2 separate regions of the Homo sapiens genome follow, and region 1 is linked to region 2. The links are chromatin loops, found by intact Hi-C in ENCODE. Cell type or tissue: heart right ventricle. All regions are shown on one strand. Links, peaks and the distances in the headings refer to the core of each region. The heading gives the core; the rest is flanking DNA.

The links. A loop is a pair of places that touch in the nucleus more often than their neighbours do. Peaks named below come from ENCODE experiments on the same cell type or tissue, not always from the same donor. Only the 100,000 strongest peaks of a DNase experiment are listed, where the experiment ranks them.
Region 1: a loop joins it to region 2, with 2.9 times the contacts of the local background. A loop is called at or near these places in 17 of 110 quality-filtered maps.

What each region holds. Positions count from the first base shown.
Region 1 is chr4:114,209,343-114,218,883 of GRCh38, forward strand. No RefSeq gene overlaps it. Among named protein-coding and RNA genes, the nearest start is that of ARSJ, 230 kb to the left of the region's middle. In heart right ventricle, for the core only: no CTCF peak of the experiment used is centred there; no DNase peak of the experiment used is centred there.
Region 2 is chr4:114,372,686-114,382,226 of GRCh38, forward strand. No RefSeq gene overlaps it. Among named protein-coding and RNA genes, the nearest start is that of UGT8, 220 kb to the right of the region's middle. In heart right ventricle, for the core only: a CTCF peak has its summit at 5,819; no DNase peak of the experiment used is centred there.

The sequences.
Region 1 (9,541 bases), core at 1,105-9,104, 160 kb before region 2:
ATCACAATGGACTGGTAAGAAGTTAACTCCTTGAAAAGAGAGAGGACTCTTTCGCCTATCTCAGCAAGTTTACACATAGTCAGGCCTGCTGCATTAGCACATCCCAGCACAGTTATTCTCTCTTGAGCATTTTTAATTCCTGTAGGGGCGGTCTCATCAGTGGTAGTCAGTGTCTTTCTGGGATAGTAACACCAAAGCAGTGATGTTTCGTCAATATCACAGGCTTATTCTAGTGTCAGATTTTCATCAGCAGTGACCTTGGCAAACTTGTTAATGGATTCTCCCACTGCTTCACAATCAGCAAATGGTTTACCACCACAAATCTTTTAACATGTACTGCCAAGTCTTTTTAAAAAAATGTCTGCTGCCATCCTGTTGAATATTCACAGTTCTCTTCAGTTCATAGTAATGGTTCTTTGCTTGTTTCATAATCAGCATACCATGAAGTGGCATGTGTGCACTGAAACTGTGATGGAGGCATTCTTTTAATACATAACCAGGATCTTCATTTTTAGCTTTCTGTAGTGTTTTCTATTTTTAATTAACTTCTGTTTAACACTTTCAGCACAGAAGAGACCTTCAACAGTTTATCCTCTGTTGCTTCAAATCATGTATGATGGTCATTTCAACACCATACTCTTCTGAAAGATGTTTTATACTTATACCACTGTTGTTTCTTCAGCAGTTTGACTTTCCGTGCTATAAACATAAATGCTTCCTCCTTCTCTTATCACTGTTATCTACAGAGGTATCTGCAGGCTTTTTTGCCCCTGTATTTTCAACAATAGCTTTATATCACCAAGTAGAGAATAAGCAAAGAAACACAGTGAGGAAAGCACACAGGTCTTGACCTCATGTGGAGAATTATGGGAAACTTGCCATTGGTGTGTCCAGTCTGCACCCACACCTTTTGTGGGTGTGCTTGCATGGGGGAATCTAGGCATGTGCAGAAAAGATATACTGCAATTGAACAGGACTGGGAGGGTCTTTGGTCCCTTGGGGATGTTGAATAAACTGTGTTTTATGCCTGCCTCTGACATGACCTATCACATGTAATCAGGTGTGAAATTTGTGACTTGTAGCATTATGCTGACACTCAAAAAGTTGTGAATTTTGGAGCATTTCTGATTTTGGGTTTTCAGATTTAGAAATATTCAAGCTGTATATAAGTATAAAGGTAGATAAAAGATTCAATTTATGCTTTCTTATTTTTCCTAAAAAATAAACAGAAAAAAACTCAACAGAATTGTCAACTATCTTATAAAAGAAACATTTATTGAATAAAACACATTGTGTCCCAGGCAAAACTGATAAAGAGAAACTAATCTCTGGAAATAACTTGGTAAAGTTACTGTTATTTCAAATAAATAGAAAATTCTGGATTTCTACAGAAAAAAAAAAACCTCACGATAACTTGGCAACTCATGATAAAGACAAAATCAGGCTGGCCACAGCCTTACTTCTTCAGTGCTAGAAGATAGTGGCACATGCAGCAAATAACTGATAATCTAATTGTGTAACTAGAAAAGCTGTTTAAATATAAGAATGACAAACATGAAACACAAAAGAAGTTGAGAAATTTAGTTTACTTGAATCATTATTGAAAATTAAAACTACTCGATGCCATAATCTATTTAATCAGAAGTTGCATCAAAATAAATAACTGGAATGGAGAAGCCATGATATAACGGAGAGGTGAAAAGAGGTGAAAATGCCTTGATGATTTTTAACTACAGAATAAAGGTCAAACTTGTAGGAATTCTGGTTATGGAAAAGACTATTGTATTGTTAACATTAAAATGTAAAAATAATAATTTGAAAATGAGAGTGTGAGAAGACTAGAAAAAAAGCAAGCATAATGTAATCAATTTATTTTATTTCAATTCAAGAATTAAAAGGAACTATAACTTATATCTAAATATATAGATAATAGCTAAGTATGTTAGCCAGAATTATAAAAGGAAATACTGAAAGGACTGAAACCAGCCTCTAAGTGCTGACAAGGAACCAGCATACTTTGGATGCCTGGGACCACTGAGGACAATAGAGATCTGGATATTGTGCCTGAGGAGAAAAGCATGTTTTCCACAAGTGTCCCCTATGGACATCTTCCAACATTTTCTTATTCTGTTTAGTAGTTTTGATTTCTGCAGTATTGATGTCAATAGTAGTAATTGGAATTTTCTAAGTGTAAATAAATATCAATATATTCTTAGCTGCAAGTAATAGAAACAAAATCCCAGTTCAATAGGTTTAGACCATGAGGAAAATTAGTTTTGTCACCCAAAAAGATCTTACAGACAGATATCTAAGGTTGTTTAGTTCAGCAGCACAAGGACCTGGGTCCTGCGACCTTTCATCTCTGCCTGTCAGTGTGTAGCTTCCTTCCAGCTAGCTCTACTCATTGTCATGCGATGACTGCAGTTTAATGTGTCACCCATTATATTACTATCACATTAATATACACAGGCCACACACAGGGAGATAATTTTCTCCTTAGTATTTCTTTTGAAATTGAGAAAAATATTTTCCTCAAATATTCTCAGCAAATTTCTCCTACTGTCGCATTGACTATAATTATGTCACATACCTACACCAAAACCAGTAACCTAGAAGGCAGATGGAATTCCCATGATTGGCTTATACTGACAGTACATCACCATGAGTAACAGGAAAATAGGAGGGTATTAAATAGACGTGTGATTTTTCAGCAAATAAGAATGGTGAGACTATCCATTGGTAGACAATTAGCAGTGACTTCACATGTTGTCATTAAAGAAAATTAGTTTTATCTATTCTTGGCCATAATGTATAAAAGTAATGTTTTTACCTGATTCTAAAAATTTGCTAAGACATCCAAAAGGTATTGAATAAAAATGGTGATGGCAAGCATCCTTAGTTCATTCTATTTGTAATGACTTGAGCACTTAACCACTTTGAATGAGCTTTGCTAGATTTTTGCTTCATAATATTTAAGAAGTTTTATTCAATGCATACTTTATCAAAAGTACAAGCTTCTAATAAAGTAGAAAACAGGAGCAACAAAAATGGCATAAAGAATAAATAAATTAAAAATAAGAATTCTTGAAAGACTATTATAATAATTTTGTCTTGCTCCAAATAACGGGAAGGGACAAGACATACTTGAATACATTGGAAGACACTCCTAATATTTGGATAATAATTTTTCCTGTTGTAAAGATGTGAATTATTTCTAAATTAATTTGTAAAATATGCCATCCCAATAAAAACAAGACATTTTTAAATTTATATGATTATATATTAATATAATGGCCAACTGGAATGATATACATGGAAGAATAGTCAGGAGACCTGCAAAGCTGAGTGCGGAGCAGGATAGAGTTAGCTGTGCCAGAGAATAACGCTAGAAGTAGGGCTTTAGCCACTAAAGTAGGATGACGCTTGTTTTTGATTAGATAGACAGAAAAATGGAACAGAAACATGTCTAAAGACACATGGACATGTAGAATATTTAAAAATTGCCATTTTATTCCAGAGATGTAAAGGTGAGTTATTTAACAAGTGTAAAATAAATGTAAAGATTGATAGATATTAGATAAAATATAAGCAGATTACTTACTTTCATATCTGTGAATAATTTCTGAAAGAGGAAAGATGTAAATATTCAAAATGAGAGACCATAACATACTGGAAAAGGCTAGTGTTCAATTTTTTAAATAGTTTTGCAGGAAGAGATGTAATTTCTAAGTATGTCCCCAAATCTCAGATTCACAAAGATAACAATGAACAAATTATACAAAATATTTTTAATTATATAAGCCAATGAAATCTTATAAGGTTTTACATAAGTCAAAAGACAACTGAAAAATTAGAAAAAAATGTTGCCATTCACTTGACAGAAAAGAAGTGTCAACATACAGCTTTGAAAAGTTAAAAAGATGACTTATATACAAATAGATAAACATGTCTCAAATATATAGTTAGCTTGTTAATGAACTAACCAAGTGTTAAAAAATTCTATTTTGACATTTGGTAATTTTCTTAGTATAAAATGAACTCTTGAAAATAAAAAGAAAAGACCCTTTGAAAACATATGCAAGGGACATACAAGAAAGTTGACAAAACAAAGTAACAATATTTAACAACTATATTAAAAAATTTTAACCTCATTTATAATTAAGAAAATAAATAGGGACAAAGAATAAAGGCAACAAAGTCACTAAAATATGAATTTCACAGAAACTTAGACACATTTTATTATCTACAACATTTTAAAAGTAATTGGTCTGGTAAAACCCCGTCTCTACTAAAAATACAAAAAATTAGCCAGGCGTGGTGGTGGGCACCTGTAGTCCCAGCTACTTGGGAGGCTGAGGCAGGAGAATGGTGTGAACCCCGGAGGCGGAGCTTACAGTGAGCCAAGATCTCACCACTGCACTCCAGCCTGGGCCACAGAGAGACTCTGTCTCAAACAAACAAAAAAAAAAGTAATTGGTCAACTCCCTGGACAGCTGACTTGAAGAAAACTTGTAAAATTGATTATTCTAAGTAAACTTTCTTTAACGTTTCTATTTCTAGACCTCTCCATTATGTTTCTTTATATTGCAAGTGTCTGCAGAAACACTTTACTAATGTAACACTGTTATTTCAGACTTTTTAAGCTTTAAAAGGATTCTTGGAACTGTTGCTGTCATACGCTAAATAATAATTATCAACATCTTTACTTTCATTTCTTGTGTAAAATAAAATCATTCCCAGTAATACTTTATTTTAATTTGCTGAAGATAAAGATTGATGTGAATAAACATTGGTTTGTGAAAATATTTGTTATCTAATCTATTTTAGTTTATGAGAATTTATAAAAAAAAATAAAATTACCACACATAAAAACAAATAACCACACATACTTATATTCTGTTCACAGGATCTGTAAATCTTCCACTGAACCTCAAATTAATTATAAATTGTAAAAGTTTTTTTCTGTTACTTTTCTAGTTAAATCAAAACACATTCATAAACAAAGGAAGACAATAAAAGTGTACTTAAAGTTATGGTTGTTATTATAAGCATTGCAGACATAGGCATTCAGCAATATCTTCATTGTATTTAGACATCTGTTTAATAACAATGTCAAAACTTGGTCATAGTTTTCCCAATGGTATTAACAAACTGAAGACTTTCTAAAGGAAAGAGCTACATTGACCTAAAAGACAATCTTTATGCAAAAGTTGAGGCTACAGCAATTAAGAAACTAGAGATATAAAGAGATGTTTCATAGTTAAACATAGATTTTTTTCTGTCTCCTCATTCTTTCTCCTTCATTTTTGGAGAAGTTCTAAAAAGTGGAATTACAAGAACAAAAGTTGTGCACCCTTACATTTTTATATGTTACTGTTTCTTAGCCTTCATTCTCCTAATTGTCAGGCATGAGACGAAGGCTTGGGTGCACATGATTAATTTGGAAATATAATCCGAGGAAGCAGGAATGCAGGACAGGATAGTAAAACAAAGAGGAAAAGTGTGTTAATTCATTCTTGCGTTGCTACAAAGAAATACCTGAGACTGAGTAATTTATAAAGAAAGGAGGTTTAATTAATTCACAGTTCTGCAAACTGTCAGGGAGTATGGCGCTGGCATCTGCTTGGCTTCTTGTGGGGCCTCAGAATGCTTCCAATCATGGTGGAAGGCAAAGGAAGAGCAGATGTCTCATACTGTGAGAGCAGGAGCGAGAGAGAGAGAGTGGGGAAGTGCCACGCACTTTATACAGCCAGATCTCAAAAGAACTCACCACCACGGAGGACATCACTAGGCCATGATAGACCCACTCACATGATCAAAACACCTCCCACCAGGTCCCACCTCCAACACTGGGGAATACATCTCAGTACAAGATTTGGAAGGGGCATCCAAACTATATCAAAAGGAAATGTATATCAAAAGGAAAACTGTATCAAAAGGAAATAAGAATATATTATTCAGAGGCACCACTTCAATCTCTGGTGCTAGATCTGCTAGCAACCGTATGATAAAATGTAGGAAATGATTCTCAGTGCTTTCTCCCATGGCATAAATTTGCTTCTTTCCCCATTAGTTAAGGGTGGCCCTTCAGATTTTAACTCCCTCTCACTTGCAGACTTCGCAGAGAAGGATGCCTTTGAAAACCCTCACCTGGTCATCACAGAAGCTCATATCTCAAAGCAAGAAAGATGCAGTAAAGCCAGATGTAAAAGGTTGTTAACTGTACCTGAACAAAACTAGCAGTGGTATCAAAAGTGACAGGTGGGGTTGAGAGGAATTTCTGGTGACATAGAAAAGTCCAATAAAATTGCCAACTTTGCCTTCAATGAAGTTATTCTAATTCAGATTTCCACCAGCAGAGTATGTTAACATCTGTACACGTACACATGCATGTGCATACACACACAGAGAGAGAGAGAGAGTAGTATTATTGTCTTAGTTTTGTGCTGCTATTACAGAATATGAGATTGGGTAATTTCTAAAGAACAGAAATCCATTTATTTCCTCTCAATTCTGGAGACTGGGAATTTCAAAACCAAGGCACTGGTATCTGGTCAGGGCATTCTTCTTGTGTTATACATGGCAGAAGGCATCACATGAGTGAGAGGGAGTAACAGGGGGCCCAACTGTCCTTTTATAAGAAACCCACTCCCATGATAACAAAGACATCCCATGATTACTGGTATTAATTCATTCATGAGGGTGGTGCCTTCGTGACTCAAAACACCTCCTGTTAGACCTCACCTTCTAATATACCACATTCAGGATCAAGTTTCCAGTACATAAACTTTAGGGGACACATTCAAACCATATCAATTATTCTTCTTAATCTTGGGATGATTGAGAAATATGGATCTTATTCTTCTAATTAATGTGAGATTTTTAAGTGTTAGTAGTCCTTTACCATTTAAATGATCTTTACTCAAAATAGTAACTATGGCTACTGAGAATACTGTTGGTTAATGTTCACTGCTTACAAGACAGGAGGCAAACTTAACTATAAACAATAGTCTATTTTTGCTGTCAGCCCATTATGAGGAATTATCACTAAGGTACATTTTCAAACGAATTAGATTCTTTCTTAAGATAGTTTCATCAAGAAGAAAATAGAATGAGTTTAAGATAATAGATTATCAGCTTATATTGAAATCCTGGCTCCTGCTCCAAGATGGCCAAATAGATGCAACCAGAGGGAACATCTCCCATTGAGGGGCTGGGACATCATGAAGACTTGCCACTCCTAGCAGATCTTCAGAGGAAAGGCACTGAGAGCAAGGAGGGAAGACAGATGCTAAGCTGAAGGGGGAGGAAGCTGGGTACCCTGCCCAGGGCTACTGTGCACCACCACTCATTCCTGGCTTCCAGGGACTCCTGCAGATGGTGTGAGTTGAGTGAGCAAGGAGCAAGCTGCTGTCCTCACTGGCCTCTGGAATCTCAGCAGGAAGAGACCCTTTGACCACCATGGAAACTTGACTTGGTAGGGAGTGCTGCTTAGATAAGTGGTATGGGCACAACTTCAGCCAGTGTGGAACCCAGTGGTGGAGCATGGCCAGGGATGCCCATCCCCCTAGCCTCGACTTGCTGTCATTGGAGACTTTAGCCCTAGAGGAACTGTAGGGCCTGAACTCTGCAAGTCAGTCTTGCCCATGAGAGGAGGCCAGTCCAACTTGAGCACCCCCAGTCGGCTGGCCTCTCTCAGGGCCCAAGCCTGACTGCACCTAGTACAGAGACCAGGAACCTCCTTGGGGCCCCAAGCTCTTGTGCTGGTGGACCTTGCCTGAGCTCTGCAGTAGAGCAGCCCGCAGGCATGCACCAGTTGGCCTGGGCCCTCCCCACACTGCAGCCTCCCCTGTGCTGTGGTTTAATCTTCATGCACTCGCCTATGGCCACCCCCTACATTGCTTTGCTGGTGTGTGTGTGCGTGGGCAGACCTTGCCTTCTCTTTCCCACCACTGTGCATGAGCCACCTACACCCTATGGTGCCACTGCTGTGGGCCTGAGTGTACCCAACCCCCACTGCCCACTGCACTGCTGTTGTCCTTGGCAACAGGGAGCCCTCCAGCCCTTTCCTCACCAGTGCACAGGCTCTGTGCCAACACTGCCACCTGCAAGTCATGAAACTATGCATGGAGAACAGTGGACCTGTCCCTGCCCTGAGCAGTTATCACGGCCAGCATGAACATCCACAGAGGGCACACACAGTCCTGCACACACCAGCGACCCGCGCCTGTGCTAACATCACCACTGGAGTGAAGGCATGCACAGTCCCTGGTGGGGCCTCACAATGCCTGTAGCCCTTCTGCCACTGCCACTGCTGCGAATGCCCACATGGAAGCCAGCACCCGGCACCTGCTAGCACCCAGCCATAGCCCAAAAGCATGCACCCTGCCACACTGCCTATGCTGCTGCTGCTGACAGGTGGGAAGGAGGAGGGATCCCACTGCCACCGCCCTACGAAGTACTTTGAGCTGAACTGAAGGAGACTGAGACACAAAAAAACATTCAAGAGACCCACAAATCCAGGAGCTAGTTTTTTGAAAAACTAGATGGACCACTAGCTAGACTAATAAAAAAGAAAAGAGAGAGGATCCAAATAAACACAATTAGGAACAACAAAGGGGATAATACCACTGTCACCACAGAAATACAAATAACCAGCAGAGACGACTATGAACACCTCTTTGCATACAAACTAGAAAATCTAGAAGAACTGGATAAATTTCTGAACACATACACCCTCCCAAGACTGAACGAGGAATAAACTGATTCCCTGAACAGACCCATAACAACTCCAATATTGAATCAGTAATAAACAGCCTACCAACGAAAAGAAGCCCAGGACCAGACAGATTTGCAGCTGAATACCCGATATATATACCAGATACAAAGGAAGATGTGGTACCATTCCTACTGAAACTATTCCAAAAAATTGAGGAGAGACTTCTCCCCAACTCATTCTATGAGGTTAGCATCTTCCTGATTCCAAAACAAGGCAGAGACACAGAAAAAAAAAAAGAAAAAGAAAAAAAAAGAAAACTTCAGACCAATATCCTTGAATACTGATGCAAAAATCTTCAACAGAATACCAGCAAACCAAATCCAGCAGGACATCAAAAGGCTAATCCAGCACAATCCAGTAAACTTTATTAGTGGGATGCTAGGTTGGTTCAACATATGCAAATCAATAAATATGATTCAACACGTAAACACACAAAGTCACATGATTATTTCAAGAGACAGAATAGCTTTCAATAAAATTCAATATTTCTTCATGTTAAAAACCTCTCAGTAAACTAGGTATAGACAGAACATACCTCAAAATATTAATAATAAGAGTCATTTATGACAAACCCACAGCCACCATCATGCTGAATGGCAAAAGCTGGAGGCATTTCCCTTGAAAACCAGCACAAGACAAAGATGTCTTCTCTTGCCACTCCTATTCAACGTAGTATTGGAAGTCCTGGCCAGAGCAATCAGGCAAGAGAAAGAAAGGCATCCAAATAGGAAGAGAGGAAGTCAAACTATCCCTGTTTGCAGA
Region 2 (9,541 bases), core at 1,030-9,029:
GGAGGCCAATGCCAGAGGATTGCTTGAGCCCAGGAGTTTAAGGCCAGCCTGGGCTCCGTAGGGAGACCCCGTATCTACAAAAATAAACAATTAGTCGGGTGTGGTGGTGTACGCCTGTGGTCCCAGCTACTTGGAAGGCTGAGTCAGGAGAATCGCTTGGGTGAGGTCAAGGCTGCAACGAGCCATGATCGTGCCACTGCACTCCAGCCTGGGTGACAGAGCAAAAGCCTGTCTCAAAACAACAAAACATGTGAAAGGGATTGAGTTGTTAATTCTTCTGGAGAGTATTGAGGAAGACTTTGCATTAAAAGAATGTGAGATCTGAGTCTTGAAGATGAGTTGAATTTTGAAAGAAGAGTAACAATAAAGGGTTTTCTAGTTCTATATATTCTATATAATATGTATATATAACATGTATATATTTTTGTTGCTTGTATATATGCAAAGGAATGAAAATAGCATCTTCATGGAACAATGAGAAATTTAGTGGTTTGAAAATTCAGCAGGCTTATGAAGAACATTTGTGGGGAATAGATTGAAAAAGTAGACTTAGGGTTCAGATTGTGGGATTATTCTGAATGTCATATTACTTTTGGACTTTATTTTATGGGTCATGAAAAAATACTGACATTTTTAAGTATGAGGACAAGATTTGTGGGTGACAAGCAGTTTGTCTTTCAGCAGTTCAGTCAACGACTGACTGGGTAAGGACGGGGTAAGGAGATGAGGATAATCTAAAAAGAGACAGACTGAGCTGGTTGCTCTGTTAATAAGGAGAAGAGGAAATATAATTAAGAGGGTTTCAGAAAAGTGATCAGTACAACTTGTTGAAATACTGTACATAAGAGAAAAAAGAATCACAGATAACTGTGGGACATGATAGACTAGATATCTTGGGTAAATGGTGATGTCATTTAGTGAGATAAAAAACTAGCAGGAGGAACACATTGGCAAGAGTTATTAAGTAGTGTTCTGTTCAGGTGTAGTTATCTAGTAGAAAGTGACTTTTTAAAAATGGAACTGTTCTGGGTGCTGAAAAATCTATGGTATAGCTCTATGACTGGATTTCTGAAGCATAGTAGAGACGTAGGTTTCAGAGTAAAGATATAAATAGTAAATTCATTAATTTTTATAAGGTAATATCAAGGTGTTAGCTGGAAATAGAGTAACATTTTTTTCCTGGACAATAATTTTTTAAAATTTCACCCTCAAATCACACCCTCTAAATTGGTGGTTCTCATAGCACGGTCATTAGAGCAGCAGCAATTTGGAAGTTGTTAAAAATATAACATATTATACCCCAACCATTACCTAATACATTAGAAACTGGACATCGAGGTCCCAAATCTGTGTTTTCACAAGCTCATCAAGTGATTCTGATTCATACTTGGTGGCACATTGTAATCACCTGGGAACTTTAAAAATACAGTGATGGCTGGACTCACCTCCAATAATTCTGATGTAATCAGGTGTATGGCCTAGGCATCAGGACTGGAAATTTCAGAAGTTTCCCAAGGTAATTGTAATGTGCAAATAGGGCTAGAACCACTGCATTAAAGATTAACAACAAAAAAACAAAATCAAGAGGATTATTTCTCAAACGTTAAAGTGAAAAACCAAAGGGACATTTCTGTTTGTCAAATAAGTTTTATTTTGTGTTTAATTGGCTTGTAATAATTGTATGACTTATGGGGTACACTGTGATGTTTATATATATGTGTATGTGTATATATATATAAACATATATATACATTGTATCAGGGTAGTAAGCAATATCCGTCACCTCAGCCTCTTGTCATTTCTTTGTTGTGAGAACACTCAAAGTCATCTCTTTTAGCTATTTTAAAGTATACAATACATTACTTTTTTATTGTTATCACTCTACTGTGCAATAGAACACCAGAACTTATTCCTTCTATCTAACTGTAATTTTGTTTTAACTAATTTATTTCTATACCCTCACTCTGCACTCTCCCCAGTCCCTGGTAACCACTATTCTACTCTCTACTCCTATGACATCAAGTGTTTTAGATTCCACATATGAATGAGATCGTGCACTATTTATCCTTCTTTGTTTGCCTTATTTCACTTAACATAATGTCCTCTAGGTCCCCCATGTTTTTGTAAATGACAAGATTTTGTTATTTTTGTGGCTGAATAGTATCCCATCGTGTATCACATTTATTTAACACATTCATCTGTTGAGAAACACTTAGGTTGATTCCATATCTTGGGATTGTAAATAGCAGTGCAATAAACATGAAAATGCAGATGTCTTTTTGACATACTAATTCCATTTCCGTTGGCTATATACCCAGTAGTAAAATTATTGGATCATATGGTAGCTTCATTTTAAATTTTTTGAGGAACCTTTATACTGTTGTCCATAATGGCTATACTCCTTTACACCTCCATCAACACTGTGTAGGAGTTCTCCTTTCTCCACACCCTCACCAGCATTTGTTATTTTCTTGTCTTTTTTCATAGTAGCCATTAAAACTAGGTTGAAGTAATAGCTCATTGTGGTTTTGATTTGCATTTCTCTGATAATCAAAGATGTTGAGCATTTTTACATAACTGTTGGCCACTTGTATGACTTCTTTTGAGAAATGTCTATTTGTATCTCATGCTCATTTTTAAATCAGATTATTTGGCTTTTCACTATTGAGTTGTTTGAGTTCCTTATATATTCTGGATATTAGCCCTTGTCGGATGCATATTTTGTAAATATTTTCTCCCATTCTGCATGTTGTCTCTTGACGCTTTGATTATTTCCTTTGCTGTGTAGGAGCTTTTATTTTGATATAATCCCATTTGTCTATTTTTGCGTTTCTGTCCCTATGATTTTGAGGTCTTATTAAGCACTTTTATCCAAAGCAATGTCATGAAGTGTTTTCCCTGTTTTCTTTGAGTAGTTTTATAGTTTTGGGTCTTATATTTAAGTCTTTAATCAATTTTCAATTGATTTTTGTGGTGAGAGATATATGTCTAGCTTTGTTCTTTTAGATATGGATGTGCAGTTTTCTCAGCATCATTTATTGAGAAGACCATCCTTTCCCCAATGTGTGTTTTTTGCACCTATGTTGAAAATCAGTTTGCTATAAATGCACAAATCAGTAGTGTTTCTACATGCCAACAGCAGGCTATCTGAAAAAGAAATCAAGACAGCAATGCAACTAGCAATGGCTACAAAACAAGAAATGGCTAGGGATAAATTTAACCGAGAGGGTAAAAGAGCTCCTCAAAGAAAATTTTAAAATGTTGATGAAATAAATTGAAAAGAACACAAATAAATTGAAAGATAAATTTCATGTTCATGGACTGGAATAATTAATATTGTTAAAATGTTCATATTACCGAAAGTAATCTACAGATTCAGTGCAATCCCCATTAAAATATCAATGATATTTTTCACAGAAATTGAAAAAGAAATCTAATGTGTATATGGAATCACAAAGACCTGAAATAGCCAAAACAAACTTGAACAACAACAACAAAAAAGAACAAAACTGGAGGCAGCACACTACTGACTTTAAAATATTAAATAATTATTATTAATATCGCTTTATTATATTATGTATTAATATTACCTGAAAACATTATTATTAAAATATTATTATCATTACTACAAAGCAAAAATAACCAAAATAGTATGGTATTGGTATAAAAACAGAGACAACAGAACAGAATAGAGGACCCAGAAATAAATCCATCCTATTTTTATTAAGATAAAAATACATATTCTGATACAGAATGTCAGAGGTGTGGCTTAAGAGTCTGCATTTCTAGTCAGCAACTCTTGATCATAGACCACACTTTAAACAGCAAAGCTCTAGGGCACCCTAGTCAGGCATGTATGTCATATCTTCCATAGATGTGAAGAAACAACGGATTGGCTGGGGGATGACTTTTCTGGGATTTTAATTAGCTGCTCAAGAGAAAATATCAGAGATGAGAGTGGGAGCCAAACAAACTTACAAACATACTCAACTTTTAGAAAAGTTTTTGGATTAAAATTATATCCTAAAAGAGTGCTTCAAAAAATTCATTCTTTAAAATAAAATACTGGACTAAACTTATCTGAAGTGTTGAGAGTTAAATTTTTGCAGGTAGGTCCCAAGGGAATCTTGATTATTTTATGCCTGATTACGTTTTACTGGAGAGGTCGTGGGTCTAAGGTTTGAATGTGTCCTACAAAGTTCATGTGTTGGAAACTTAATCCCCAATGCAACAATGTTGAGTGAGACGTGGGACCTTTAAGAGGTGATTAAGTAATGAGAACTCTGCCTTCATGAATAGATTAACGCAATTATTAAGGGAATGAGTTTGTTATGTTGGGAGTGGGTTCCTGATTTTTTAAAAAATGAGTTCAGCACCATTCCTCTCTCTCTCTCTCTCACACACACACACATACACATACACACACACACGCCTTCTTGCTCTTCTGCATTCTACCATGAGATGATGCCACGTCACGAGATGATGAAGGCCCTAGCCAGATGAAGGCCCCTTGACCTTGGACTTTCCAGCCTTTAGAACTATAAGCGATAAATTTCATTTTTTTTTTTTTTGAGATGGAGTCTCGCTCTGTCGCCCAGGCTGGAGTGCAGTGGCGCAATCTCGGCTCACTGCAACTTCCGCCTCCTGAGTTCAGGCAATTATCTGCCTCAGCCTCCCGAGTAGCTGGGATTACAGGCATCCAACACCATGTCCGGCTAATTTTTTGTATTTTTAGTAAAGACAAGGTTTCACCATCTCAGCCAGGCTGGTCTTGAACTCCTGACCTCGTGATCCACCCGCCTCGGCCTCCCAAAGTGCTGGGATTACTGGCGTGAGCCACCACACATGGCCTCTATTCTTTATAAATTACCCAGCTTCAAGTGTTCTGTTATATAGCAACATAAAATGGATTAAGACACCAGTGTAACTTTGACAGCCTTATTAGGCATTATTCCAGAAGAAATAACCCACATGGGTTCTTATTAATCTACTCATTGGTCAATGGGAAAGTATTTTCTATTTGTATGTCTTCACTTATTAGTGAAAGGCAACCTACACATTCAGAACTTTAACACTTTTTTGGGAGAAAGTATCCCCTAAAGAGATTATCTAGTTTTTTAAATCCTTTTTTTAAAATCATTTTCAAAGAAATGTCTCTTTGTGGTTTTAATGGAGGTTCAGTTTAAAATGTGGTAGTCAAAAGAAACCAATTTAGCTGCTTTCTTTGACCAGTGACAACAGTCTAATCATCGCTTGCTTAATTGGCTCTGCAATTTCCTAATTAGCATAGGATTGGCCAGAGCCTGATGTGATAGCTTACCCTTTGGCTCTTAAATTCTAGCTTTTTCTTTATTAATCAAAAGGAAAATCATCATGCATGTTAAAATCATTAAAGAAGAACTCCTTTTATCAAACCTTTAGGCTTCTGAAGTTAGGAGACATCTCTTCTTGTAAATTACGTTCTAGACTTGTTAATTTTTAAGTGAGTGAACTAATCTTTGGTGGAAAATAGGTGAGGGATTAATTAATAGAAGGTGGTAAATGTTAAAGGAATATGGTTCAGAATGAAGTTAGGTACCATGCATTCCTGCTGAGTTAACCTAAAACATAAAGTCATCTTTTATTTTCCCAAGGAAAAGATCCAGAAAGAAGTTTTTTTCACTAACTTTACCATATTAACATCTAATTTTGTATATATAATTGTAAATACTATTTAAAAGGTAAACTGAAACACAATACTATTTTAAAAAATTTATTGCAGCTAACAATGATTCATTAACCGGGCGGCTCCAAACCAGAAGTGATCTGAGAGCTCCACCAAGTGAAATGCAACAGGGAAGCTTTTACAATCCTATCATTGAGGTAAAAGAAAATAAGACATTTGACTGATTACAGTTGTACAGTTGCTTTATTTGGTTTCTTTTCTTAGAAAGTTGCTAATTATAATATGTTAATTGGCTGCTTCTGATTGATTGAGATTGAGTTCTGTTTTTCGTTAATACAGGCATTTACAAGAAACACCTCAGGTTGTTTCACTTATGTTTGCAAATCGAGCAAGGTTGAGGTAACTTATGAGCTCTAATTGGGTTTGTCAGCTCAGGGATTTTTTTCAGGCATGGTCTCCATCTTAATTAACTTCAACAATATCAACTTTTAATATTTACTTCATCAAATAAATTAACATATTTATAATCACAAATTATTATGTAATTACTTTACTACTATAAAAATATACTTTTTCACATTCCTTGAACTATTTTATTTAAGCTTTTGATATGTATTTCCTAAAGTAGTCTTCATCATTAACAGAGCTGCCTGTTGAATCTAATGGCTTTGTCCAGAGCACATTATTTTCTTACTGGTCCACACTTTTTTGAGATAAAGCACTTTCTGGGTCTGTATACAATGTTTTCACTGGAAAATTTATCCTGAGTGTATACATTCACAAAACATTAGCCCATTTGTTTTTATATTTTCCTATGAATATACATCCACTATCTCCTCAACACGACCATTTGCTGCATTGCTTTTTAAATAAATTTTAAACTTGTTTATAACCCAGCACTTGCAATTGTGAAGTCATGTTCATGATAGGAATAAATAAATCTGTATTATAGTTTTAGGGTTTTTTTTCTTTCTCATCAATTCAGTCGATCTCAGTCAATCACTCACTTGATACTAGTATTGACAGATTTTTAGGCTAATGTGTCTTCACTGAACAACAACAATTTGGTTTGGTTAGTCAAAATTAAATAAACTGAGAGAGGATCAGCAATAAGTAAGATTTTGTAAGGATTTGGATATAAAGTAACTATCCCCCTCTTATCTGAGAACAACAACAAACAAATAAACAAAAAACAACTTTGCCTTATTCAAACATGCCGAGCAATCTTAGACTTCAGTTCACAGAAATTTTAGCATTGTTTTGAAGTAGTTTGTACTAATTTTAATCACTTCTGAATTCTATATTCAATTTTTCTTATATCAAAAACTGATTATGATTAACAAGAACTATTATAACATGGAACCCAGGAAATTATCTGAAGATGTTCATATATTATATAAAAAGTGATATATAGATATAGATTTATCTATCTCTCTAGAAAGATAGATGGATAGATAGATAGATAGATAGATAGATAGATAGATAGATAGATCGATAGATAGATAGATACATGGATACCTGGAGATATATATATATACCCACACACACACTCTGTTTTACTACAACAAGGTCCCTGTACAATAGACCCCTCTTCTTTTGCAATAAGGTATTTTTTGGTCAGGAGAAATAAATTTACAGTTATGGTATCTGAAAGCAAAATTAATTCAAAAAGGAGCATTTAATCTTAGGAATTTTCCATTGCCACTGATTCCTAATCCAGAAACTTCTAAATTTGACCATACTTTAAACTATTGTGTTTCCCTGTATATTAACTGGCTTTTGCCATGACAACAAACAAACCCAAAATTTCCGTGGTTCTGTCAATACACACTTTTTATTGTGTGTATTGGGTTAAATCCAGTGGGGGCTACACACCCCACTGGATTTAACCCAGCTCCATGAGTTCTCTCACTCCTGGAATTTTTCTGAGGGAGTCATCATCTGAGACATGATATTCTCCTGGCAGAGAACAACTGTTCAGATGGGACAGAGTCAACCCAGACAAGTCAATTAAAGCTTCTGTTTGAACGGGTGTACGTTACTCCACTCACACTCCATTGGACAAATCAAATGACATGGCTAAGCCCAACACCAGCATCAGTGGGGCAGAGGGTTTATTTCCTGCTTATGAGAAAGCATGGCAAAGGTAAGGAGAAAACATGTAATTGTGAGTGAATAATTTAGCCTATTCTACTCTGTTAATTGATAACTTAATTGATCACTTTTCTGGTTGTCTTGTAATTTTTTGAATTTGTTTAAATATCATTAGAACTAAAATTAATGTCAGTACGTGTGAAGGACACATATTTCTTCTGACTACCTACAATGACCCTGAACTTGGTTGAAGATCACATTTAAAAGTTGAAAGCAGATATTGAATATGTTTTCTGATGTACTTGCAATTTCTTATAATACCATTTATAATGCTTTCTTTTATTCTTTTTAACTTCTCAGAATAATTTTTATGAGTAAAGCTTAGTTTGGAGTTTTTTCTTCCTGTACTATTTCTGTCAGTGCAGCATCCAAGTCTCATTCTTCAGCTCTCCTAGAGATTCTAGGAGATATTTAATTTCCTTTATTATTTCTGCGAAACTAGCTAGACTAAACTCTTTTCTATATATATTCTATGGAATGGATATGTAGCTTCAAGGAAATTAATGTATAAGAAGGTACCTAGCATATGGTATGCACTAAAAAAGTGACATCTTTTTTCAAATTCTGTGATTTCACTCTGAAAATGTTGATATATTAGATTCCTTTAAGAAATACGTTATTTTTTTGGTATGATCCCCTCAATTTCTTAAGAATTCTTTACCCTATTTTTTCTCATTGTTTCTGCAAGATGGGGGGAGGTAGGGAGAAGGAAAGCAATTTTTCTACCACTCTCTGAAGATGTCTCTAAGCCAATTGTTATCTCAGATAATCTAAGCTAACTCCAACTTAAAACATGGTACTTCATTTTTCCTTTAAGTATACTTTTATATATAGCATACATGTTTTTATGTTTTGGTTCATAAACATGAATCCTTTAATATATTATAATATCCTTAAATATAACTACTTCATTTGAATATGAGGGGACTCTAACTCTGAAATCTGTCACCCTGTTATTGTCTGGATTGAGATGGTATTTGGTCTGCCTGGTTGACATTGTGTGTGTCTTCCCTGAAGCTGCATGTTGAAAAAGGTCATGAACCCAAACACTGAAGAGCTGTGCAGCCATGGTACAGAAATAACTGTCCTCCCTGCTAGAGCCTCCAGAGTATGTGGGTTTTGTGAGGGAGGGAAGGGAAATGGAGCACCTGACAGTACATGGACTACCATGTTAGAAATTTACGGAGTCTGCAATTCTCAGATATTCTCTTTAAAATAGATATAACATTTATTTTTACAATTAAAAACTCATTTTATCTAAAATATTCCATATTTTAAAAGATTTTTACATTAGAAAAGAAAGATCAATCATGATTCCATCTCCTAGAAAAAAACCACCATTAGCATTTGGGGCTTATGTATCCTATTTATGTACATTAATTTTATTTCAAAATGATTTTATACTGTACACTTTTTTTCCATTTTTCTTTAGAGTCACTTGCTTACTGAACTGCAAGCATCCCTCATGTAGTAGCTAGTTTAAACACCAGTTCATTAAACATATTGCAAACATACTTTCTCAGTTGGAGTTTTCTTTTTTAACTTGCTTAAGAATACTTAAGAAGCATCTTTTCTTTCTATTGTTCATATTTTTAACCAAATAATGAGATACTGAAAATAGATTTTAAGGAAAATTTATCTAGCAGTGGTAGGCAGGCTTGTTTAAACAGGGAATGCTCAGTTAGAAAAATATTCCAATAATCAAATAATAAAACAAGGGTT